Regions from separate parts of the Homo sapiens genome. Here all the other regions are linked to region 1. The links are chromatin contacts, found by Hi-C or POLR2A ChIA-PET in ENCODE. All regions are on one chromosome and are shown on one strand. The core of a region is the stretch at or near the end of the contact, and the rest is flanking DNA. Distances in the headings are between cores, read along the strand shown.

Region 1 (3,405 bases), core at 353-2,852:
TGTCTGAAGTTGTGGAATTACTTGGTACTGTACACTACCACTTGGATTTTGTACTTGTATGACTTGAAATTGACCAGGGGTGGAAGAATTACCTGATTTAGTTTTTGTAGGAGATGCACTCCCGTTATTACTGCTGGAAGAACTAGACGAACTAGAGGCTGGTTGAGAAACGTTATTCTCTTTTGAAGCAGGAGGAGTGGAGGCAACAAGTTGCCAAGCGTTTCCAGCAAGTTGCGTTGTTACCAGTTCTAGCTGTTGTGGTTGATTTTGAAGTTGCACCAATCCTTGACTTGGATCTATAATAATTTGTTGTTGTCCAGTTGCTTGATTTTCACCAGGAGTCCCTATTTTGCTGCAAGTAGCTGCCAGTAAAGCCAGAGGAGAGGGCTGAGAGTCCTACCCAAAATGGGACGGTAAAGGAGAGGGGGGGGGGAAAAAAAGTGGGCGGATTTAGTGGAGGCCAGTAGTTGCCAGGGGGTTACTTATTTTGACAGCTCTACATAACAATTTAGGAAGCAGCAGAAATCAAAAAGAAATACGAACAAAAGTAGATAAGAACTATATGAATAAGGAAGCAAGTCCTATAATATCAAGTTTAAATAAAAGGAAATTTCTTTACAACTTTGTAAAGTGTTATGTTCCTAAACTCAAAATGCCCTTGGGAACACACACACCGTTTTCTTATAGTCTGAATTCCTGATGTAATTTTAAACAGCGTTATACCCTCAAAGAGGTGAAAACTTGATGAATTTACAATTTAAGTTCCACACTCTCAGAAAGATGCTTTGAGTGGATAAACATTTTATTCTGTTACTTCTGGACATTCAAAGGGCATAACTCCCTCTCTCTCCTAATGTGTCGTGATGAATTTTTTTAATTTGTTTGCTTTTACCTGGGAGCCTGAGGTTTTGGGTTTTTTATTGTTATTCTCTGGCTCAGAGGTTTTCCCTCCTTCTGTAGCCATCGCCGCTGCCGCTGCCGCCTCCTCCTCCTCCTCCTTCTTCTGATCTGCAACAAACCCCCCCACCACACACACACGACAACAGGTTATTAGGATTATTATTATTCGTCTTCTTCCTCTCCTCTTCTCCCCCCTCCCCCCGAACATTAATCTCCATAAACCCGCGATCCACGCACACCGGCAGGGGGTGGGGGAGAAGGAGGGAAGGGAGGAGGGGGATATCACAAAACGTGGTTTGAAACCCGACCCATCGGCTCCAGAGCAACACCCAGAAGGAGGTTGTTCTCTCTCAGACATTAAGACAAAACACAACCCTCCTTCCCTCCCCGATTCCCTCCCGCCCTCTCCTCCTCCCCTTAAAGCATCTCAGCGGCCCCGGGGGAGGGGGGAGAACCGAGCAGGGTCTGGGGAGGGAGGGAGAGAGGGAGGCGGCGAAGGAGACTGAGGGGGGTGGAGAATACGTACCGCTCATCCCGCATTAACAGGACAAACCCTCAGACGGAGACACTGGGATAGAGGTGGGTGGGGGTGGGGGCGAGGCGGGAGGAGAGGCCGGTCCCGCCCGCCCGCGGTGGCTCGGAGGAGGCTGTAGCTGGCACAGGCTCTGCCTCTTTTTCCGCGAATGGCCGCCGCTGGGCTGTGGCGTAGCAGCTCCTCTCTCCGCCCGAGCCCGGCTGACTCGCCCTTGATTGACAGCGGCGGCGCGCGGCGCGGGCGGCGGCGCGGGTCGGGGGCGGGGCCAGGGCGGTGCGAGCCTGGCCGACTCCCCACCCCCCTCGGCCTCTCTCCGCCGGAGCCTCCGACTCTCCACCCCTTCCCCCAGCGGATTGGCCGCCGACCTGCCGGGGGCCGGGGCGCTGGGGCCGCCTCCTCTCCACCCCCTTTCTCGGGGTTATTCCTTTAGCAGCTCTTCTCCTCCTCCCTGGCTCCTCTGGCGCTCTTTCTCTCGGCGTTCTAGCTCAGGAGCGCTGCCGGTAGGCCCTCCATACAGCCAAACTTGTTGTCTCAGGATATCCCGCCCCCTACTCATTTCCCAGCGCCCTCCACTCAAAAACCCCCTCCAGCAATCCCTCCAATTGCCACTAAAGAAAAAAGTAGGGCCCTTGATCCAGGCAAGCGAGAGCGGCGGACGTGGGCGCGCGCGGACCACCAACAGGTCGGCGCGCTGGGTGAACTGCCCGCTGCCCCCGCGCAGGGAGCATGGCTTTCCTGAGGCGCATCCGGACCCGGGCGCCCTTTTTCCCTGGCTCTGTCTCCATTGGCTGAGCCCAGGGTGACGCGCGCTGAGTGGTGGGAGAAAGGGGGTGGGGCACTACCGCGAAGGCTGTCGGTACTCGTAGTTTCCGGCGGTCGCGGTGCCTTCTTCGAGGCACCGCCTCTCTCCCGCCCCCGACCGAGGCCTGGCTGCCGAGCGGAAAGCTGCCCGAGGGGGCGGTGGCGGCAGGGCGTGGCCGGGGCCGAGTGGGAGTTGAACTGAGCGAGGAGGAGGGGGAATGGGTGTTGTTTGCCTGGGCCTATCCGCCGCGCGGGGCTGCCCAAACCACCTCTGCCGCCGCCTCCTCGGCTCCAAGCCGCTCCCCGCGGGGCGAGCTCACACCCGGAGCGCTCGGCGATTGAGCGGGCGGCGGCGTGGGGAGGCGGGGTTTGCTGTCCTCGGGGTTTGAATGAACCCGGCTTCTTGAAGCAGCGCCCTCGCCTTGCCTTTCTTTGCTCACCTTCCCCTCAGGCCCCCTGCTTTGAGTCCGAGGCCTGTTTTCTCACGGAGAAGGATCTTCCATTTTTATTTGTTGTCTCTCTGGCTGGCAGCTGGTGCAGAGCAGTGACCCGCCTTCTAAGAAGGGTTGCATCGCGTTTTGCCTAAAAGCCTAAGTGGTTGGCGGAGTTCTAAGCCTTATCTGACAAGAGTCTCCGGGCGAAGAAAAGCCCAGCTCCATAAGGGTCAGCCCCGCTTACGGTGTAGCGTAAGCAAGCGTAAGGGCAAGTGGAATTAACATCTGGCTGCACAAAGCATCTTACTGTCAAATGCACTTGAGCAGTGTCCTGCCTCAGCTTTCCTACAAAGTCCTGAAGTCAGGATGATGCCATGGAACGTAATCAGCGCCTGATTAACTGTACCAAAGGTGGAAGTGACCCCACATGTAAATACTGGCCTTGGGAACAAGGCATGCTTACACCCCAGGCTCAAAGCCATTGTCTCACTTCTTACCTGGGCTTCACACTCAGCCTTGGGCATTTTTGTCTCCTGCCTGAGGCCTGACATGTTGCAATGGTGAGGAGGTCCCAGATGCTGAACTTGACTGGCATTTCCTTTGCTTGTTAAGGTAATTGCAAAATCAGCTGATGACAAAGCCATGCAGCAAGACAAAGCAATTCGAATAAAGAATTACATGGTATTGTCTACCCCATCTTATACAATGAGCCAGAGATCCCTGAACAACGTGCTT
Region 2 (3,182 bases), core at 683-3,182, 3.7 Mb before region 1:
AACACCAAGCAGATTTAACCCAACGAAGACACCCCAAAACATTTAATAATCAAACTCCCAAAGATCCAGGATAAAGAAAGAATCCTAAAAGCAAGCAAGAGAAAAGAAACAAATAACATAAAAAGGAGTTCTAATAAGTCTGGCAGCAAACTTATCAGTGGAACTTTACAGGCCGGGAGGGAGTGGCATTACATATTTAAAGTGCTGAGGGAAAAAACTTTTATCCTAGAATAGTACATCCAGTGAAAATATCCTTCAGATGTGAGGGAGAAATAAAGACTTTCCCAGGCAAACAGAAGCTGAGGGATTTCATCAACACCAGACCTGTCCTACAAGAAATGCTAAAGGGAGTTCCTCAGTCTGAAAGAAAAGGACATTCGTAAGCAATAAGAAACCACCTGAAGGTACAAAACTCACTACTAATAGTAAGTACACAGAAAAACACACAATATTATAATACTGTAATTGTGTGTAAACTGTTCATATCTTGAGTAGAAAGACTTAGAGATTAACCTAACTTATCAAAAATAATAGCTATAACAACTTTTCAAGACATAGTATAATAATATATAAATAGAAACAAGAAAAAGTTTTAAAAGTGGGGAGAGTGAAGTTAAAGTGCAGAGTTTTTCTTAGTTTTCTCTTTGATTTTTGTTTATGCAATCAATGTTATGTTGTCATCAGTTTAAAACAATGGGTTATAAAATATTATTTGCCCTGGGCGTGGTGGCTCACACCTGTAATCCCAGCACTTTGGGAGGCCGATGCGGGTGAATCACCTGAGGTCAGGAGTTCGAGACCAGCCTGACCAAATAGTGAAACCCCATCTCTACTAAAAATACAAAAATTAGCTGGGCGTGGTGGTTTGCTCCCGTAGTCCCAGCTACTTGGGGGGCTGAGACATTAAATGGCGCCACTGAAGAAGAATGAATAAGGTCTAGTAATACAACAGGGTGACTACACTCAACAATAATTTATTGTACATTAAACAAACTAAAAGTATAATTGGATTGCTTGTAACAGAAAAAAAGGATAAATGCTTGAGGTGATGGATAGACCGTTTACCCTGATGTGATTATTATACATTGTATGCCTGTATCAAAATATCTCATGTACCTCTTAAGTATATATATATATTTACCTACTTCGTACTCATAAAAATTTTAAAAGGTACATAAATGTTATCATTGCATCCTCTTAATTTTATTTTTCAGTTCCAGAGGGATAATCCTGTCTCTGCCGCAAATGCAGCACCTTCCTCAGTCTTGGGGCGTCCATCAAGCGGAGAGCTGGAATGTGACTGAAAGTAACAGAGTATAGGTGGAACTAGAACAAGGTCACGAGCTGGTGCCCAACTCGTGTAACTCCTGGTTCCAGGCTGTCCCTCTAGGATGCTGTTGGCGCCAGCCGTGGTAGTAGGACAGAGTCTGGGTAAAGGTCGCCTGCTGACAAGATGGTAGCTAGGAGACCTCTAGGTGCGCCAAAATTAGGGCGTCTTTTCCTGGACCGGCAAAACGCCCTGCTCAAAGCTCATTACATCACCACGCCCAAGAACTGATACTTTAGCAGGGCAACGCACCAACCAAGCGACTCCGCCCCACCCTCCCCGCTCCTCCAGCACACGCAAGCGCACAGAGGCCCGCGAGTGACGTCACCTCTCCCGACACCACCTCGTTGTCGTACGACCAAAGGCCTGTCGTAACGGCCGGGAAAAGCCTCGAGAAGAAGGGCACGCACGCCGTACACCCTAACATGCTCGCCAGCATGCGCGCGCAGGTCCTTGGCGCAGGCATTGGGACTGGAGCCAATGAGGTGCGGCGACGTTACTGCGTAGCCGCCAGCTCGGCCGCACGTCAGGGCGCGGGAGCGCGGAGCGAGTTTGGTTGCACTTACACCGGTACTTAAGCGCGGACCGGCGTGTCCTTGGACTTAGAGAGTGGGGACGTCCGGCTTCGGAGCGGGAGTGTTCGTTGTGCCAGCGACTAAAAAGAGGTGAGAGCGGGTCGCGGAGGCCGCACCTGGTTAGAGGCAGAGCTGTGGGAGGCGCGCACTTGCGAGCGACCGAAACCCAAGCGGGGAGCATTCGAGTGGAGCCCGCGCTGGGTGGGAGGGCGGGGAGTGAAGACCCTGGACTGTGGTCAGACCGAGCTGGGCGAGTAACGGCTTGAGGTGCGGCGGAGCCCTAACTAGGGACAGGTATGGTCTCGGTCAGGGACTGGAGGCGGCTTGGATACAGATCCGAGGAGGAGGCGGCCTCTTCCGTAGTGGTTGCTGAAGGGCTATGGAAATGATAGGCAAGACTTCCCTCCTGGAAAGCCGAAGCTTAGAGCTTCACGTTCTTCTTCAGAGGGCAAAAGCTGTTGCTCTTCTAATAAGGGGCCAGTTCTTTTCGTGGGCACATGTTTCTTCCGTCAGTCGTTCTGACATCCTAGAAGGAGTTTCATCAATCACCTTGAAACCGACCTGGACGGGTGACCTCGTGGTCGCCCCAGGAGATCACAGGTAGGGGAGTTGGGATGTCCCCGGGGGACCGTGCAGCCTGCCCCTGAGCTCCCATTCACAAGTTCGAGTGTCAAGCTACTCCTGTGACCTGGGCAGATAGAAACAGCCAGGACCGCTTTTTAAACATTTGTGTGCTTTGCGTTATCCTCAGGGAGAGGTGGCTTTACATTGTAGTAAGATTAAATGGTTAGGTCTTTTTAAAAGTTGCGGTTGTGGTGATTTTGGCTTAATGTGTTCGCCCTTGAGCTTCAGATCTGTGACTTCGTGACCATGATTGTCTCTTCTGAAACTGGAGTTTGAATTAGGTTCCCTCTTTGCTTGGGCTTTAACGTTCCTTCACGTATACACACAAAAATACGTTTTTGAGGAGGTACTCCTAAAAATGTTTTTGGTATTAAAGAATATTTGGTATAAAGAGTATTAAAGCAAAACAAGATTCATTCTGGTATTTAATGACATAAATTAGCAATGGATTGGTAATTAAGTGGCTAGAGTGGTCATTCATTTACACTGTATTTGTTACCTGAGGAAAAATTTACTAAGTTGAAGCTTTCGTTTTTAGAATTAAATATGGGTGATGTTGAGAAAGGCAAGAAGATTTTTATTATGAAGTGTTCCCAGTGCCACACCGTTGAAAAGGGAGGCAAGCACAAGACTGGGCCAAATCTCCATGGTCTCTT
Region 3 (3,199 bases), core at 91-2,590, 4.8 Mb before region 1:
ATACTGTGGGGAAAAAAAACTTGAGTTAAATCCTTACATATTTTAGGTTTTCATTAACTTACCAATGTAGTTTTGTTGGAGGCCATTTTTTATTGCAGACTTGAAGAGCTATTACTAGAAAAATGCATGACAGTTAAGGTAAGTTTGCATGACACAAAAAAGGTAACTAAATACAAATTCTGTTTGGATTCCAACCCCCAAGTAGAGAGCGCACATTTCAAACGTGAATACAAATCCAGAGTAGATCTGCGCTCCTACCTACATTGCTTATGATGTACTTAAGTACGTGTCCTAACCATGTGAGTCTAGAAAGACTTTACTGGGGATCCTGGTACCTAAAACAGCTTCACATGGCTTAAAATAGGGGACCAATGTCTTTTCCAATCTAAGTCCCATTTATAATAAAGTCCATGTTCCATTTTTAAAGGACAATCCTTTCGGTTTAAAACCAGGCACGATTACCCAAACAACTCACAACGGTAAAGCACTGTGAATCTTCTCTGTTCTGCAATCCCAACTTGGTTTCTGCTCAGAAACCCTCCCTCTTTCCAATCGGTAATTAAATAACAAAAGGAAAAAACTTAAGATGCTTCAACCCCGTTTCGTGACACTTTGAAAAAAGAATCACCTCTTGCAAACACCCGCTCCCGACCCCCGCCGCTGAAGCCCGGCGTCCAGAGGCCTAAGCGCGGGTGCCCGCCCCCACCCGGGAGCGCGGGCCTCGTGGTCAGCGCATCCGCGGGGAGAAACAAAGGCCGCGGCACGGGGGCTCAAGGGCACTGCGCCACACCGCACGCGCCTACCCCCGCGGCGGCCACGTTAACTGGGCGGTCGCCGCAGCCTCGGGACAGCCGGCCGCGCGCCGCCAGGCCTCGCGGACGCGGGACCACGCGCCGCCCTCCGGGAGGCCCAAGTCTCGACCCAGCCCCGCGTGGCGGCTGGGGGAGGGGGCGCCTCCGCCGGAACGCGGGTGGGGGAGGGGAGGGGGAAATGCGCTTTGTCTCGAAATGGGGCAACCGTCGCCACAGCTCCCTACCCCCTCGAGGGCAGAGCAGTCCCCCCACTAACTACCGGCGCTGGCCGCGCGCCAGGCCAGCCGCGAGGCCACCGCCCGACCCTCCACTCCTTCCCGCAGCTCCCGGCGCGGGGTCCGGCGAGAAGGGGAGGGGAGGGGAGCGGAGAACCGGGCCCCCGGGACGCGTGTGGCATCTGAAGCACCACCAGCGAGCGAGAGCTAGAGAGAAGGAAAGCCACCGACTTCACCGCCTCCGAGCTGCTCCGGGTCGCGGGTCTGCAGCGTCTCCGGCCCTCCGCGCCTACAGCTCAAGCCACATCCGAAGGGGGAGGGAGCCGGGAGCTGCGCGCGGGGCCGCCGGGGGGAGGGGTGGCACCGCCCACGCCGGGCGGCCACGAAGGGCGGGGCAGCGGGCGCGCGCCCGGCGGGGGGAGGGGCCGCGCGCCGCGCCCGCTGGGAATTGGGGCCCTAGGGGGAGGGCGGAGGCGCCGACGACCGCGGCACTTACCGTTCGCGGCGTGGCGCCCGGTGGTCCCCAAGGGGAGGGAAGGGGGAGGCGGGGCGAGGACAGTGACCGGAGTCTCCTCAGCGGTGGCTTTTCTGCTTGGCAGCCTCAGCGGCTGGCGCCAAAACCGGACTCCGCCCACTTCCTCGCCCCTGCGGTGCGAGGGTGTGGAATCCTCCAGACGCTGGGGGAGGGGGAGTTGGGAGCTTAAAAACTAGTACCCCTTTGGGACCACTTTCAGCAGCGAACTCTCCTGTACACCAGGGGTCAGTTCCACAGACGCGGGCCAGGGGTGGGTCATTGCGGCGTGAACAATAATTTGACTAGAAGTTGATTCGGGTGTTTCCGGAAGGGGCCGAGTCAATCCGCCGAGTTGGGGCACGGAAAACAAAAAGGGAAGGCTACTAAGATTTTTCTGGCGGGGGTTATCATTGGCGTAACTGCAGGGACCACCTCCCGGGTTGAGGGGGCTGGATCTCCAGGCTGCGGATTAAGCCCCTCCCGTCGGCGTTAATTTCAAACTGCGCGACCGTTTCTCACCTGCCTTGCGCCAAGGCAGGGGGCGGGACCCTATTCCAAGAGGTAGTAACTAGCAGGACTCTAGCCTTCCGCAATTCATTGAGCGCATTTACGGAAGTAACGTCGGGTACTGTCTCTGGCCGCAAGGGTGGGAGGAGTACGCATTTGGCGTAAGGTGGGGCGTAGAGCCTTCCCGCCATTGGCGGCGGATAGGGCGTTTACGCGACGGCCTGACGTAGCGGAAGACGCGTTAGTGGGGGGGAAGGTTCTAGAAAAGCGGCGGCAGCGGCTCTAGCGGCAGTAGCAGCAGCGCCGGGTCCCGTGCGGAGGTGCTCCTCGCAGAGTTGTTTCTCGAGCAGCGGCAGTTCTCACTACAGCGCCAGGACGAGTCCGGTTCGTGTTCGTCCGCGGAGATCTCTCTCATCTCGCTCGGCTGCGGGAAATCGGGCTGAAGCGACTGAGTCCGCGATGGAGGTAACGGGTTTGAAATCAATGAGTTATTGAAAAGGGCATGGCGAGGCCGTTGGCGCCTCAGTGGAAGTCGGCCAGCCGCCTCCGTGGGAGAGAGGCAGGAAATCGGACCAATTCAGTAGCAGTGGGGCTTAAGGTTTATGAACGGGGTCTTGAGCGGAGGCCTGAGCGTACAAACAGCTTCCCCACCCTCAGCCTCCCGGCGCCATTTCCCTTCACTGGGGGTGGGGGATGGGGAGCTTTCACATGGCGGACGCTGCCCCGCTGGGGTGAAAGTGGGGCGCGGAGGCGGGAATTCTTATTCCCTTTCTAAAGCACGCTGCTTCGGGGGCCACGGCGTCTCCTCGGCGAGCGTTTCGGCGGGCAGCAGGTCCTCGTGAGCGAGGCTGCGGAGCTTCCCCTCCCCCTCTCTCCCGGGAACCGGATTTGGCGGCCGCCATTTTCATGGCTCGCCTTCCTCTCAGCGTTTTCCTTATAACTCTTTTATTTTCTTAGTGTGCTTTCTCTATCAAGAAGTAGAAGTGGTTAACTATTTTTTTTTCTTCTCGGGCTGTTTTCATATCGTTTCGAGGTGGATTTGGAGTGTTTTGTGAGCTTGGATCTTTAGAGTCCTGCGCACCTCATTAAAGGCGCTCAGCCTTCCCCTCGATGAAATGGCGCCATTGCGTTCGGAAGCCACACCGAAGAGC
Region 4 (3,253 bases), core at 409-2,908, 4.4 Mb before region 1:
GCACGCGGATTCTCGCGCATCCGTGCGCCCACTCAGCCCCGGGAGCCCTCCTGCCCCGGGAAGCCTCAGACGGTCTTGGGCTGGAGACTCACCCTGCGCCCCTGCAGCGGGCTGCGGGGAGAGAACCTTGGGGAACCAGGCAGGACCGGCAAGGGTGGACCGAGTGATTTATGACCCTGATCAAACTTTTTAGGAAGCAGAAATTAACCTGAGGGAGATTAGGCCTGAGCTTTGAAGTTCACGGTTTTGTTTTCCTTCAGCCCAGTTCTGCCATCAGATGGTTCTTGGTTCCTTCTACCCCTCTCCTCCTCCCCCTCCTTCGGTCTCTCGTCACCCCACTTTATCCTCCAGCAACCCCTCCTGCGTTGATTTTCTTAATTTCAAATACAAATATCTGAACACCAGAAACTGAAGTTCCTGACAGTGACCTATTGAACAGAGGCATCGCATACTCCCTACATCCCAGTCTTCTTGGAATTGCGTTTTACGTTTGAAAGTGCGATTTTGGTTTGGAGGTCGGGAGTAGAAAATTTGTATCTGTTCTTTTCTTTTGCTGTTTCCTACTTGCCTTTCAATACCCATACTTATTCCGCCCTCGGAGACTGGCCCTTCCCGGCAGAGCAGAAGCGCACGAGGGTTGAGTAACTCTGCAGGTGAGAGCTAATTTTTCAGCGCATCCACCAGATACCTCAGGTTTGTGGATTTTCCCCCTAGTTGGCCAGAAAACTCACACCCAAACATGCAAGTCCTCTATGGCCTCTCCGTCCTCTTACCTTGGCCCTCTTTATTTCCATATCTCCCTCCTCCCCATGCAGATCTCTAAAGGGAATCTGTCTCCTGCGGTTCTTTCCCGCAGGCGCCTGCTGAAAAGGCAATTTCCTTGGGGGTGTGCCTAGGGAGAGAGGAAAACAGAAACCAGGATTGTTTGGGGGCCTGAAACCATCCAAATTTTATTGCATCCGCTACAAAGTCAACTAACTCTTAATGAGCATCCAAGCGGAAAAAGGCCGAAGTTTACTCCGTGTTAGGGCGGGGAATGGGGGTGGGGGTGATGGGAGTTTGCTTATTTCCTTCTGGTACAACCAAAGGTTGCAACACCTTCCTGAGAGGCTCCTCCCAACGCCAAGAGTACGGACGCGAAAGTCAGAAGGCATCGGGTTTCAGCCCCCTGAATGATCCAAGATCACTCCGCCACGAAGACCTTCGAAGTTGGCCCTGTCTACAGCTTGTAATTAAAAGGATAATGTGTCTTGTAATAAAAAACAAGACCCACACAAACAAACCCAGCGTCCAACGGCCCTCCACCTCGCCACACTCTTCTCTAATAAGGGCCAGTGACAAACATTGCCATCCAGTTTAACCCAAAAGGAGGAAGCAGTAGATCTTCCTTTTAATAACTTCCCAAAGTGTTACAAATAATAAAAAGGACGCATAAATCATCGCGGGGGCGGCAGAACGGGGACGACAGAAGGATTTACTCCTCTCTAGCCCTGGCTTCCAACCGCGCTCTCATTGGCTACTTCCTTGTGGCCCGCCCCCGAATCCGCTCTCTTATTGGTGCGTCTGGTCCCAGACGCAGAGACAGGGCGTAGGATCGGTGGGGGCTGGAGTCCACCAGTGCGCATGCGCGCTATGGCGCGCATGTATGATTGACAGCAGGGAGAGGTGTTTGTGCGCGCGCGCGTGCGTGCGTGCGTGTGTGTGTGTGTGTGTGTGTGTGTGTGTGTGTGTGTGTCTCTCTCAGGGTTGAGGCAGCGAAGGTGGTGGTGGCGGGGCGACGGTGAAAGTGGTGGCTGTGAGTGCTGGAGCTGAGGCCGCTTTTGCCGCCGCGGTGAGGTGTAGTCCTGTTTGCCGGCGTTTTCCGCTGAGTCAGAAGCGCTGGTGGTCACAGACTGCGCTCTCACCCACACTGAGGTCGATCTGGAAGGAATTTACTGAGGGGGCTCTCCAGCAGCTGGCTAACCGGGAAGGAAGTAGAACTAGAAGACATGCTTTACTCTTCCTGAAGAAGATACTTAAGCCCCTCAAGAAGAGATTTAATTTGAGCGCTGTGTTGATTTGTGCATTCCTTGTAAAGCACACACTAAATTAGCTTCACATCCCAGCCGTACCTTCATCTGCAGCACACATCTCTCCCCCAGCTCCTCTCAGCACTCACTTAGCCCTGTTCAGTTCCCCTGTAGGCACAGGTACACATATATCAGCCTCTTGTAATCATGAAGACGAGGGACGAACTTACAAAGACACCCGGCACACTGTGACAATCCTTAACTGGGAGAAAAAAAAAAGAGAGAGAGAAAGCAAAGAAAGGTAGAATAAGAGCAAGAAAAAAAGAAAAGGAAAGAAAACTAGAAAGATGCAGCAACCAGTAAAACGATGGTGGCAAAGATAAAATGCCGATGGAAAAAATCCGTTAAATGCAAAGTTTGAAAAAAACTTCCTAACTCGGTTAATGCTGTGGAAATAATTCCAGTTCATCTCAGTGCTAGTGAACGCCTAGTACAAAATTCTTCAGAGGCGAGGGCTGGCTTAGTGCAGAGGAGAAACGTCGCTCCGTTGCCCTGTTGCATCCAAATTCTCCTTTCAGACAAGTTTCCGCGGCGTGATGGAGATGGGCAGAAGTCTGGAGAGTGCTTTCCTATTATAAGCTGTTAACTTGTTGGTTTGTACTCACATATATTTTAAAGAAATAATAAACATCTTATAGTTCTGCACATATTCTAAATTACAGTGGTTCTAGAAGAATTTTGTAACTGACAAATTAGAGCTTCGGTTTTACGAATTCTGAATTTTAAAACCGGTAATGACTTCTCAGTCCCTGAGATCCTCTTCTTTGTTTTTTTATTTTGGGGTGTGTGGGTACGTGTAAGATGAGAAATGTACAAACACAAGTATTTCAGAAACTCCAAGTAATATTCTGTCTGTGAGTTCACGGTAAATAAATAAAAAGGGCAAAGTGACAGAAATACAGGATTATTAAAAGCAAAATAATGTTCTTTGAAATCCCCCCCTTGGTGTATTTTTTATCTTAGGATGCAGCACTTTCAGCATGCCCAAGTATTGAAAGCAGTGTTTTTACGCTACCACGGTAATTTTATTTAGAAACCCCATGTTCACTTTTAGTTTTAAAATGGTCTTTATGACATAAAATTATCAGCATTCATATTTTTGTGTTTTAATATTCCTTTGGCTACTTATTGAAACAGTAAACATTACGAAAATTAGTAAACAAATCTTTGATAGTTGCTTATTT
Region 5 (3,264 bases), core at 460-2,959, 4.1 Mb after region 1:
GTTTAAGAGTTCTTAAAATTGTTTACGAAAACTTGAAACACATGTAGGTAAAGTAACTCAGAGATCTAGAAATAAAAAAATTGGAATAAACACATGAATACAACCACCTCACAACAGGAAATGTTTTGAGCACGGATAGTTTTTTCTGACACACACAAAAAATTGGCCATCTCACACAAATATTCCACCAAAATCAACCGACAACGACAAAAGCAAGTTTGTACTCACTCAACTAGAAGAAAACTTTGAAGGGGAAAAGAATTAGAGGTAGATGTTAAGAATGAAAACCTCTCTCAAATGCAGTTCTAAATCTTTTATTTTACAGACCCTAAAGCCACCCCAAAAGTGATAAGCAAGCTTCCGAAAAAGATGTCTGAAGAATACAAATCCTCCACCGTATCCTGTCCGTTGCATCCACTCCCACCTGCTACCACTTCTATCCACTTTACCGATATGGTCACGATGAGCGCTACAAAATTGCTGCCAAATAAGTAAATATGAGCGCAACACAAAGCCAGTTGGTGGGGACCAAAAAGTACCTTTAGAGGCACTCAGCCCCTTCGTAAAAGTCAGCATGTGTTTAGCTCTTTAAAACATCTCGCCTTACCAAACTCTACGAAGAATGAGAATTAAGACCGTCCTCTAACCTAACCCATGCGGATATGAAAAGTGGAAGGAGATTTCAAGACAGGTTTATACTAACTAATCCATTAGCCCAAGGCAGATCAGAGCTGTCAACAAATCAGGACCAAATCAGAAAGAACAAAGTTGCAAATGTGAGAGGGTGTGTATGCACTGGTGCGGGGGAAGAGGATGGGTGGGAGGACAATTTTTAAAATGCAATCATTGAAAACGGGAGAATCCAAGTCCTCTGTCTCCCAGCCGGCCTCCAAACCTCGATTCCACGGGCAGTGCCGGGAATGGACCTAATCCCAGGATCGCAGGGATTTGGGGGCGGGGTGGGGCTGCCTCCCGCACCCGCGTGCCTGAGCGCCCAGCCCCCGCGATGAGGACGCGCTCGGGACACTCACGTTTTCTGCACCGGCTTCCGCCGCTTGCGACTGGCGTAGGTGATGTTGGCGCTGCTGCTGTTCATGGTGCCCAGCCGACGGCGGCGGCTACTCCCCGGGCACTGGCGGCCGGGTCCCCGGAACCCGGTGTAGGCTGGGACCACTGCGGCGGCCGGCGCCGGGTTCCGCGAAGCCGCGCCCGCTCCACCTGCGTCCTCTCGGGACAGTGGCGTGGGCGCCGCGCCTCAACGCCTCGGCTCACGCAGGCTTCCGCAGCCCGCGCCAGTACAGGTGAGCTGCCTGGGCCTGGCGCAGTGAGGGTGGGCGAGGGGCGGAGACCCGCGAGCAAGGCGGCGCAGGTGCCGTCTACACCGGCGGAGGCGGCGCGGCAATGCCCGCAGGTGAGGCGGCCCGGGCGGAGGAGGAGCCTGGGCCGTCTATTTAGAATCCTGGCCTGGGTCGCTCACGGTGGCGCCGCGCCCCGTGACCGTCGCCGCGGCCCCTTGGGTGAGGGAGGTGCCGCCGCGCTGCTCCCGGGACTTCCTAAATCCAGGGTGCTTCCCGCCTGCGGAGCTCGGGCGCGGGCCACCAGTCCCGGCTGCTCCCAGCTTCCGTTCGGCTACACGGCTGCCCCTGTTCTGAGCTGGCGGTCCGGGGCACGCTCTCGGAACAGAGCGTCGACGGGACTCCCCAGCCACTGCCTCCCGCCGCCGCGCGCACCGGCTGAATAGCAGGAGCACCCCCGACCCCTCACCGGCCCCGCCCCGCCCAGATCCCGCGTAGCCCCGCCCCGTCCTGCTTGCCCCCGCCCATCTGGATTCCATTCCGTCTTCCTTGAGGGCCCCACCCTCATCCCGGCACGTGATGACGTAGGACGTAAGGACGCCCCCCCCCGCCGGTAGCCATCTTCGTGCATAGGCAAACTTATTGTAGCTAGACTGTACAAAGTATATCAAGATATGCCAAATATTGAGCTTAACTTCACCTGTTTGAGAGACGGTGGGTCAGCTAACTTGTGGCTAAGAATTACAATTAACTGGTAGACAACTGGTAGACAACCAATGGGACTGTATATTTTCCTAGTTGGGAAGGCTTCAGAAGGCCAGATTTGAGTTGAGACTTGAAGGCTAGGAGTTTCCTTGACCTTTTTTGGTGTGCGGGGGAAGTCTTTACAATAGACAGGAATATAGATAATAAGGGGACTATTATGTATTGTGTCATGGAGGACCATGTGGAAAAATATTGGGAGTAATTAACAATATTGAATACTGTTGAGAAATTCAAATTAGTTGAGAACTGAAAATGTCATTCTTGTTTTCTCAATGTGTAGTCACTGATGACTTTCGTGAATGCAGTGTTGGGGTAATGGGCCTGCAAATAACATTGAAGTGGGTACAGGATTGAGCTGAAGATAACAAAATGGCATCCTCAAGCAGGCAATTTTTCTTCCAAGTTTAGCTGTGGATGAGAGACACATCAGATTGTATGTAGGGGGAGTGAAGGGTTAAATGAGGGTTTTCTAGTTTTGGTTTAGTTCTTTAATGGGCGATACTGAGCGGCTTAGAGGGGGTAGAGATAAACTATGTAGGGAACCTGAGGGAAGAGTGAAGGAATGATAGATATTAAGATACCGAAAGCAGGAGGGAATGAGTGCCAAAGCATAAATGGGAGATTAGGACTAATAGATTAGATACTAACAGAAACAGCACTTACAGTGCTTTGCTATTCAGAGTACTCCACAGCTTCTTTTGAGAGTTACAGGAAATGCAGACTCTTTGGGTGTCCTTATTAAATCAGAACCCGAAGTTCACAGGAACTCCCAGGTGATTCAAATGTACATAAAGTTGGAGGAGCAGTTCTCTACCATAGCTGGAGGAAAGAAGGACAGTGGGTGAGATATAGTAGGCTACTAAATTTTGGATCAGAAAAATGAAGGAGATGTAACAAAGAGGGTATTCTAGCATGAGCTACAAAAGAACAATTGTGTTTTGTGGTCGATGATCTTTGTTTTAATTTTAGAAGAGCATAAAGTGAAAGTGATCTGGGAAGTGACAACAAGGAAGTAGATGGACATCCACCCTGTATCCTGTGATAAGAGAAAATAATTAGGCAGTATTGGGGAGACCTTTAGGAAAGTGATAGCCTCAGTAAGCCACCTTTCAGTTTAAGGAAAAAGATGGAGCAAATTCCCAAAGAAGACAGTGTACACTGGGAAAGTTTGATGTTTATGAATTAGCAATTGCAGAGGCAGAAT
Region 6 (3,386 bases), core at 248-2,747, 4.3 Mb after region 1:
GACCTCAGGTGATCCACCAGCCTCGTCCTCCCAAAGTGCTGGGATTACAGGCATAAGCCACTGCAGCTGGCCTATGATACATAATTTTAAAAGCTGCCTCATTTCATAAGGAAGGCCATGTAATACATAGTTTCTGATCAGCCATCTAATTATTACTAGAAAGCAAAGTTTATAATGCCAGTCAATGTGGAATTTAAGTCTAAGTATTTTCCTAATTATATATCTCTATATATTGAAGTTAGATACTAAGGTTTCTAAAATGCCATAGGGTTATGATTAAAACTAATAACTATATTTTCTGTGACACAAGATGACTCAGGGGCTCTCAGACAATAGCTACTTTGTCTACATTAGTGGCCTCATCATTTCCATTAAATAGCTATTTACATTGTGAAAATGTATGCCGTGATATAATGGCTAGAAATGCATTTGTCTGTTAGAATAAGAAAATCTCTTCTGTAGTAGAGCACTGTCATCTTTATAATCCTAGTGAAAGTCAAATAAAATAAACAGCATCTACTTTAAATCATCTAAGCATAATGTTAGTATTCTGCTGTAACAGAAAAAGGAACTGTTGCATCAGCTATAAATCAAACACCTTCAAGATTCCCATCTGCATTTTTTCAATTTAAAACACTACATTTTACATAACATTTTGGAAACTGAAACGCCAGTTAATTAGGTTCATATGGAATCTATTTATCTAAGTGAGAATTCAAGTCGAACATATTAGAAATAATACTGTATGGGTATAAATGTAGAGATGCTGTTCTTTATTGCTGGCCTCCTCCTTTTCACAGGAGAGATTACTTCAGTAGCTACTGAACTACAGGCATTCTCACTGTTTTAAAAAAAATGCTCCATGAATATATTTTGATGATAGTTATATTCTAGTAAACAGCCTAGAAAATAGTTGTTTTCCAAAATTTAACATTGTCCAGCCAGACACATTCTTAGCAGCACCCAAGATTTTTTTCCACTAAGTGATGGAATATTTGTAAATACTGTTCATGCAGAGTTTATTGCAGCTACAATTCTTAGGAGCAAATAAAGTTTGCCTTGTAGCAAACTGTATTGCCTTGAGGCTCTCTTCTAAGGGGGAGCTTCATGACATCTTTGCCAGAATTTTCCAAGGAAAAAGGAAGTATTTTTTGGGATAGGAGATATAGGCCAACAAAGAATAAGGAGGTTTTTGCTTTTTGTGTTACATTTGCTTCCAGTTGTGGTAGAAAGTCATAGCGCCTTCCTGGAACAATATTTTATAGGACATTGGTGACATTAGATTTTCTGATAGTGTTTGAACGACTGTCCTATAAACTTTCATCAAAAGTCAACCACATTTCCTGTTTATTCATTCACTCACTCATTTATTCATTCCACAAACATTGACCCTGTTACAAGAGACAAATTAGTTAATATCCCTGCCCTGGGAGAATTCAAACTCATCTGTATTCTTTTCCTGTAATCTCTCTTAGCAGCCCAACCAGGCTTTTAAGACATTAGGAGGATAAGAAGCAGTCTCAATTTAGTCCCAACCTGTTAGATCCAACCACAAACCATGTATGTTAAGGTAGTGCTCAGTTTTACAGTCACCTTCAGGAAGCAATTCTGAGAATTAGCACTGTATAGTTTAAGAAACGTTGATTGTTTTTGATGCTTCAGTAAAATAAGCCTCAGAACTGAAACTGAGTCATGTATAAAAATTCAGGTTTTACAGTCAGAGTGCCAGGTTGATCTCACCTATAACCTATTAGCCATTTCTTCTGACACACTCAAGGTCAGGCTTTCTCCTTTCACTTAGACACTCAAACTTCAAACTAATGTGCACAGAGTCACCTGATAAAAAATATGGATTTCTGGGCCCCATAGCTTATGAAGTGAATCATAATCAAGGGTTGGGCCTAGTCACAGTCATTGGCTTTTTTATTTGCTCCAGAGACAAGTATGCACACTATCGTTTGAAATCTAGACCTAGAGAGACAACTGAGATGACCTCTTAACCCAATCATGTTAATATTTCATCCAATTTGCCTTAGATAGCTTTGTTAAAATAATCAAAAGTCTTTGGTGGCTATTTTTAAGGACTTCAATAAATATAGATCTAGCCAAATTTTTTACTTATTGCTTACTCCTGACCTACCCCAAACCTGTGCTGGATTAGTTCATGTTTCTTAACTATCACTATTACCTCCCCGCTCTAGCTTTGCTCAGCATGTTCCCTTCTTCTTGTCAACTTTTTAATCAGTCCAACCCAAATGGTCTCTCCTCCTTGAGACTTAGCCTGGTTCCCTCAAGGAGACACACTTTCTCTTTCCTTTGAGGTCATCAAACCCTTTATTTTATGATAGTGATCATATTTTACCTTATAGTTACATTTATATTTGTCATTCTCCCTTTAGACTGTAAAGTTCTAAAGTAAAGAATATCATGTCTTGCTGTAGTTGATAATATGTTCAACTGAAAAGTAGAACAATTAATGCTCTTTTCATCTTTGATGTTAGCAGAAATCATCTGTATGTTCTGCTGCGATCAAAGACTAAGCATTAACTGTTCTACATCTCAGGTGAGTATAAATTAAGTATAAATTGTGCTTTTATTTATTCCAGTCATCTCATGATCAGATATGTTGCCATTTATAGGATGTTTGTATTCCTGCTTTTCTCCAATATACTAAATATTGGTAGGTATACTCTATTACGTACTTCTCACTGTTTTTTTAATGTATAATGCTTATGAAATCTTGATATAAAGGAGAACTGTGAAAGGATTGGGAATCAGGGAATTCATGTGTTAAAATCATGCTAATATAGTTTTAGCACATTGCTTGTAACATATCTCTCAATGGAGGGTGAAAAAGAATCTATTCTTTAAAAAGTTAGTAATTAGCTTTTTTTCTAATGAATTTCAATTAAAACCCCCCTTTTGTATAAATATTGAATGAAAGTACTCTGGAAGTGATTGTTTAATGTAGAGGGAAATAAAGCAGATGACAGAATGAGTTGACGGCCCAATATAGGAAAGAATTAAGCAGAAATTATAGACTAGAAACAGGAAATGTATTAAAAGAAAAGCAAAAAGCAGTAAGAAATTGCTTAGAGGAACAGATCTACGGAAACCAATGTTTATAGATGACATTTTTAGTTCTGCACTGTTATATTAGTCATAAAAAATATTTCTCAAAATAACTGAGTTTTTCACTCTTGAATTTTCTTTATTTTTCCCTAAAATCTTAATAAATCTAAAAAATTAACAAAAGGTGTAGTTCAAAGAACTGAAAGTGTCAAGGAAGTCCTATAAATGAGACTAAGCGAAGAGACATTTTAAAAAGAAATTGGAAAAGAAAAAACAAAGTTACATTTAACTTGCTACATAAACATTTTTGATAA
Region 7 (3,605 bases), core at 710-3,209, 3.8 Mb before region 1:
CCTGAACACAGAGGAGCAGAAAAGGGGCAAAAGCTTACAATGAACTACCAGAAATTGGAGGGGAAATAAAGATGTCAAAGATAAAAGCCAGTTTCACCTAATACACAACTCTGTCTCCAGCAGGATCTATTCCTCTAGGCTTAGTGGGTGGTAACTACTGGAAGGTCGGCAGAGGTGCAGGAACTAAGAAATAAACCAAGACTACAAAATTACCACTGTGCCTACTTCAATACACCTTTCTTCCCCCACTCCAGGTAACACTCACATAGAAGGCACAGCACAAAATGAATGCCCACTGGTTGGTTAGTAGAAAGTTGTAAAGTAGGCAGAGAATAGCAAAGGCACCATCATACTGTTACCAAGCAAAGGAGGCTCGCTGCCCGAGGCACTAGAAGTCAATACTATAACACTGGGTTTTTGATAAAATAAAAACTTTTATTGCATGTCAACCAACAAAGAAATAGGAAGTCCAGCTCAAATCTGTCTCCCTGTGCTGGCTTTAGGACAATTATTTTATTAGAAATGGTTTTGAGTGTGGATTCTGGGATTAGCAGGTGCTTGGTGGAAGGAAAGAGGAAGTCTGGAAAGTCCTTGCGCATGTGCTCTTATTTCTTCATGCTACCTAAGGGTTCCACGTGCAAATTCAGTGAGGAGTTAGTATGAAACATGGCAGTAGAAATTCAGCTGTAAGGTCAGCAAGCTGGATCTGTGCAGACTCTAGTTGGCCTTATATGTTCCAGTGGATTTCAGCCAGTTTTATTAACCTACAAGCCCAGGCATTTCAGCATTTCAGCAATTTGTTTCTTTTATCTGCCATCCTGTAAACTCAAGAATTTCTATGACTGTTTTCTTTAACTCTTTGGCACACAGTTTCAACGCCCTTCTTCTCAGAGGTGGTCATTCTCACCCTCACCTTCTGGTTCCTGCAGGCTCATTTCTAGCCTCCCACACTGTATTAGTCTTTTCTCACAATGCTGTAAAGAACTGCCCAAGACTGGGTAATTTATAAACGAAGGAGGTTTAGTTGACTCACAATCTCACATGGCTGCGGAGGCCTCAGGAAACTTACAATCATGGCAGAAGGCCACGGAGAAGCAGTTACCTTCTCCACAAGGGGGCAGGAAGGAAAAGTGCTGGGAGAAGGGAGAAGAGCCTCTTATAAAACCATCAGATCTCGTGAGAATTCACTCGCTATTACGAGAACAGCATGGGGGAAACTGCCCCCATGATCCAATTACTTCCACCTGGTCTCTCCTTTGACAAGCGGGGATTATGGGTATTACAATTCAAGATGAGATTTGAGTGGGGACACAAAGCCTAACCATATCACACATATACACACAACCTAACCTCCTCACATCCCATTCCTTGATGGGGTGGCAGGTGGCGAGGGGGGGGTGACATCCCTTATTGTCAGCCATCACAGGAACTCATGACCCTGTAGGTGCAGATTCATGGCTCACATTTGTATCTTTTGGGGAAAACTGAGGTAATCAAGGTGGGGCTAGGCCCTGGGGACGAGGCAAGTAAAGGACTTTGCCATGTCCGCACCCACCAGGGAAGGAGCAGAGACTCTGTTAGGGCGCCATGCCAGGGGCTGCAGTTTCAGAATCCTGCAGACTCCACCCTCTATCTGGCCACACTGTCCCCAATTTTTGCGAGGTGACCTGGGGAGGGAGGACAGGTCGGATGCTCCGACCTCACCAGGGACTCCACTGGACCGGAGCTCTTCCTCCTCCGCCCAGTCCACATGAGAGAGCTCCCTGGCCGGCCCTGAGACAGCTCCAGACCTGGTAGCCCTGGAAAAAGAAACTGGTATCGCCATCGCCGCCGCCGCTAGAGGGCGCCTGGGGGCGGGGCGCGGGTGGGGCAAGGCGGGGTCCGACTGGAGGCAGGGCGGTGAGCCGAGAGGGGCGGGGCAAGGGACCGGGAGGCGGGGCCAGGGGTCGCAAGGCGGAAGAGCCCCTCTCGCCTCCGACCCGGCGCCTCGCACTCCGTTCACTCTCGGTTCCTCTTCGCATTCTTGCCAGTCCCGTAGCGCTGGGCTGGTTTCCTCCGAGGTCTCTAAGAGCCTCCTACTGCGCCCCGCTCGCCGCCCGGAAGCCCCCAGCCCCTCAAGGACGCATCACCTAATGCCGCGGTCACGGCCACCGTCACAAGCGCCCCCAGCCCCACCCCACCCCGGCCTGCCCGCCGTCCTTCTCCCGCCCCCGCCCCTGCCTGCCAGCTCCACCGGGCCGTAGGTGCGGACGACCTCAAAATTCCTCGGCCCGCGAAGGCCGCCAGCTGCGGGGAGGGGAGGGGAGGCGCGGTCCCGCAGCGCCCCCAGGCTCATGTCCCAGGTATGTCCAGACCCCCGAGGCACCGCTTGCAGGGCAGTGACAGCCCGTGAGGCTCGGCCTCGACCCCTGGCACCCTTGGTCCCAGCTACGCCGGCTCCTGGCCTTCCCCCAAGTCCGAGAGAGAGGTGGGATTCTCCCCGACGCAGTTGGAAACCGGGAATCCCCTTTAGGGTCCCGTTCGTGCTGCACTACTGACTCCACCATCTGCAAAGGGATTCTTGTCCAGAATCCCCGAAGGCTTTAGGACAGCGCTTATTTTGTTGAATGAAGAGTCTCTAATTTTCGGAAAGACCACAGGCTAAAAGTCAAGTGAGTTTTCTTGAATAGTTATAGTTAAATTTAAGGCAGGAATTGAATGTCAGTTGATGGCCACAAAGTAGCGGACTGGTACGAACCTACTGGATGATCATTCTGGTGACTACTTGGAGGCACCGTCCACTTTGTGGATTTGTTTCAGTTGAAATTTATTTCCATAGAACTTATTTAGGTCTCTATTTATTACTGATTTGACGGCTTTCAGTGCAGAGGGAAGCCTGTGACGTCTGTGCAGCGTCAGGTTGAACAATTTAGCAGTGTAAAATGTGTTTTCTGCCTGCCTTGACTCGACAAGCCAAATGTGCCCTCCTTTTCTTTTCCAGGTTGTGCCTTTTTAGCCAAGAAGCATGGAAGTCATTCACGGCAGGCCCTACTGTTGCAGGGAGCTTGAAGGAGCTGACATACTGTCCAACACCTTTTACTCTAATGAATTGCACAACCCCCTCCAGACGGTTACTCGCCCAACTGCCTCAGAGGACAGGTAAAACAAAAACTAGAAAAAGCAAACAAGAAAAAGCAGTTTTAATGTATTCGTGTATTTTATTATGTGAGGAAAAACATTTATTGTTCTGGGGCTCTTCTGTTTCTTGTTTGTTTGTTTGTTTGTTTGTTTTTGAGACGGTGTCTCGCTCTGTCGCCCAGGCTGGAGTGTAGTGGTGCGATCTCGGCTCACTGGGACCTCTGCCTCCCAGGTTCAGGTGATTCTCCTGCCTCACCCTCCAGAGTAGCTGGGATTACAGGCATGCACCACCATGCCCAGCTAATATTTTTGCATTTTTAGTAGAGACAGGGTTTCACTATGTTGGCCAGGCTGTTCTCAAACTCCTGACCTCAAATGATCCACCCACCTCGGCCTCCCAAAGTGCTGGGATTACAGGCGTGACCACTGCGCCGGGCCGGGGCTCTTCTGCTTATCATATAATAGGGAAGGCAAAACGTGGCAATTAT

What was found. A loop is a pair of places that touch in the nucleus more often than their neighbours do. ChIA-PET counts read pairs that join two places held with the same protein, here RNA polymerase II (POLR2A). Pooled maps may share reads with other maps.
Region 2: a loop to region 1 is called in a map of PC-9, with 19 times the contacts of the local background. The contact joins the promoter of CYCS here to the promoter of SP4 in region 1. A Hi-C loop is called at or near these places in 4 of 168 maps with a recorded cell type or tissue (CD4-positive, alpha-beta T cell, PC-9, ascending aorta and 1 more), 1 of 37 single-sample maps with no recorded cell type and 16 of 50 pooled maps. POLR2A ChIA-PET finds 5 or more read pairs at or near these places in 5 of 52 experiments (BJ, CD4-positive, alpha-beta T cell, CD4-positive, alpha-beta memory T cell and 2 more).
Region 3: a map of CD8-positive, alpha-beta T cell shows a loop between it and region 1 (20-fold over the local background). The contact joins the promoter of CBX3 here to the promoter of SP4 in region 1. A Hi-C loop is called at or near these places in 3 of 168 maps with a recorded cell type or tissue (CD8-positive, alpha-beta T cell, ascending aorta and naive thymus-derived CD4-positive, alpha-beta T cell), 1 of 37 single-sample maps with no recorded cell type and 8 of 50 pooled maps. POLR2A ChIA-PET finds 5 or more read pairs at or near these places in 1 of 52 experiments (CD4-positive, alpha-beta memory T cell).
Region 4: a loop to region 1 is called in a map of endothelial cell of umbilical vein, with 20 times the contacts of the local background. The contact joins the enhancer-like site here to the promoter of SP4 in region 1. A Hi-C loop is called at or near these places in 2 of 168 maps with a recorded cell type or tissue (endothelial cell of umbilical vein and naive thymus-derived CD4-positive, alpha-beta T cell), 4 of 37 single-sample maps with no recorded cell type and 14 of 50 pooled maps. POLR2A ChIA-PET finds 5 or more read pairs at or near these places in 1 of 52 experiments (naive thymus-derived CD4-positive, alpha-beta T cell).
Region 5: a map of B cell shows a loop between it and region 1 (18-fold over the local background). The contact joins the promoter of AHR here to the promoter of SP4 in region 1. A Hi-C loop is called at or near these places in 4 of 168 maps with a recorded cell type or tissue (B cell, CD4-positive, alpha-beta memory T cell, ascending aorta and 1 more), 1 of 37 single-sample maps with no recorded cell type and 15 of 50 pooled maps. POLR2A ChIA-PET finds 5 or more read pairs at or near these places in 2 of 52 experiments (CD4-positive, alpha-beta T cell and activated CD4-positive, alpha-beta T cell).
Region 6: a map of CD8-positive, alpha-beta T cell shows a loop between it and region 1 (15-fold over the local background). The contact joins the enhancer-like site here to the promoter of SP4 in region 1. A Hi-C loop is called at or near these places in 2 of 168 maps with a recorded cell type or tissue (CD8-positive, alpha-beta T cell and naive thymus-derived CD4-positive, alpha-beta T cell) and 6 of 50 pooled maps. POLR2A ChIA-PET finds 5 or more read pairs at or near these places in 1 of 52 experiments (PC-9).
Region 7: a map of CD8-positive, alpha-beta T cell shows a loop between it and region 1 (13-fold over the local background). The contact joins the promoter of SPMIP4 here to the promoter of SP4 in region 1. A Hi-C loop is called at or near these places in 4 of 168 maps with a recorded cell type or tissue (B cell, CD8-positive, alpha-beta T cell and naive thymus-derived CD4-positive, alpha-beta T cell), 1 of 37 single-sample maps with no recorded cell type and 10 of 50 pooled maps. POLR2A ChIA-PET finds 5 or more read pairs at or near these places in 1 of 52 experiments (BJ).

The regions. Positions count from the first base shown.
Region 1 is chr7:21,426,280-21,429,684 of GRCh38, reverse strand. It overlaps SP4 (Sp4 transcription factor), which reads right to left and starts at 1,602. Exons shown (of 6, transcript NM_003112.5): 1 at 1,427-1,602; 2 at 893-1,008; 3 at 1-396. The coding sequence starts at 1,433. RefSeq lists silencers at 1,309-1,898, 2,279-2,668.
Region 2 is chr7:25,124,010-25,127,191 of GRCh38, reverse strand. CYCS (cytochrome c, somatic) reads left to right here and starts at 1,932. Exons shown (of 3, transcript NM_018947.6): 1 at 1,932-1,992; 2 at 3,065-3,182. The coding sequence starts at 3,073. It also overlaps a transcript of SPMIP4 not described here. RefSeq lists enhancers at 1,522-1,771, 1,919-2,462, 2,463-3,007.
Region 3 is chr7:26,199,886-26,203,084 of GRCh38, reverse strand. It overlaps CBX3 (chromobox 3), which reads right to left and starts at 1,340. Exons shown (of 6, transcript NM_016587.4): 1 at 1,259-1,340; 2 at 63-114. The coding sequence starts at 86. It overlaps HNRNPA2B1 (heterogeneous nuclear ribonucleoprotein A2/B1), which reads left to right and starts at 2,339. Exons shown (of 11, transcript NM_002137.4): 1 at 2,339-2,513. The coding sequence starts at 2,508. RefSeq lists a silencer at 636-1,455 and enhancers at 2,396-2,785, 1,951-2,923, 2,896-3,015, 2,924-3,199.
Region 4 is chr7:25,855,481-25,858,733 of GRCh38, reverse strand. No RefSeq gene overlaps it. Among named protein-coding and RNA genes, the nearest start is that of LINC03007, 67 kb to the right of the region's middle. RefSeq lists an enhancer at 1,917-1,996. Within about 2 kb of position 1,658, at least 20 of the 41 ENCODE cell types and tissues checked have a DNase peak (open chromatin) inside an H3K27ac peak, as active enhancers do; they include endothelial cell of umbilical vein, where a contact is called at or near this core.
Region 5 is chr7:17,297,097-17,300,360 of GRCh38, reverse strand. AHR (aryl hydrocarbon receptor) reads right to left here and starts at 1,709. Exons shown (of 11, transcript NM_001621.5): 1 at 1,032-1,709. The coding sequence starts at 1,096. LOC101927609 (a long non-coding RNA gene) reads left to right here and starts at 1,041. Exons shown (of 12, transcript XR_007060234.1): 1 at 1,041-1,301. RefSeq lists silencers at 1,035-1,084, 1,125-1,234, 1,285-1,434.
Region 6 is chr7:17,137,586-17,140,971 of GRCh38, reverse strand. The region is part of intron 1 of LOC107986772 (a long non-coding RNA gene); the gene reads right to left. It overlaps LOC101927609 (a long non-coding RNA gene), which reads left to right. Exons shown (of 12, transcript XR_007060234.1): 10 at 2,607-2,680. Among named protein-coding and RNA genes, the nearest start is that of AHR, 160 kb to the left of the region's middle. Within about 2 kb of position 1,497, at least 4 of the 41 ENCODE cell types and tissues checked have a DNase peak (open chromatin) inside an H3K27ac peak, as active enhancers do; they include CD8-positive, alpha-beta T cell, where a contact is called at or near this core.
Region 7 is chr7:25,178,708-25,182,312 of GRCh38, reverse strand. It overlaps SPMIP4 (sperm microtubule inner protein 4), which reads left to right and starts at 1,959. Exons shown (of 10, transcript NM_138811.4): 1 at 1,959-2,651; 2 at 2,981-3,138. The coding sequence starts at 3,005. The region is part of intron 1 of LOC124901603 (a long non-coding RNA gene); the gene reads right to left. RefSeq lists silencers at 1,724-2,113, 2,174-2,453.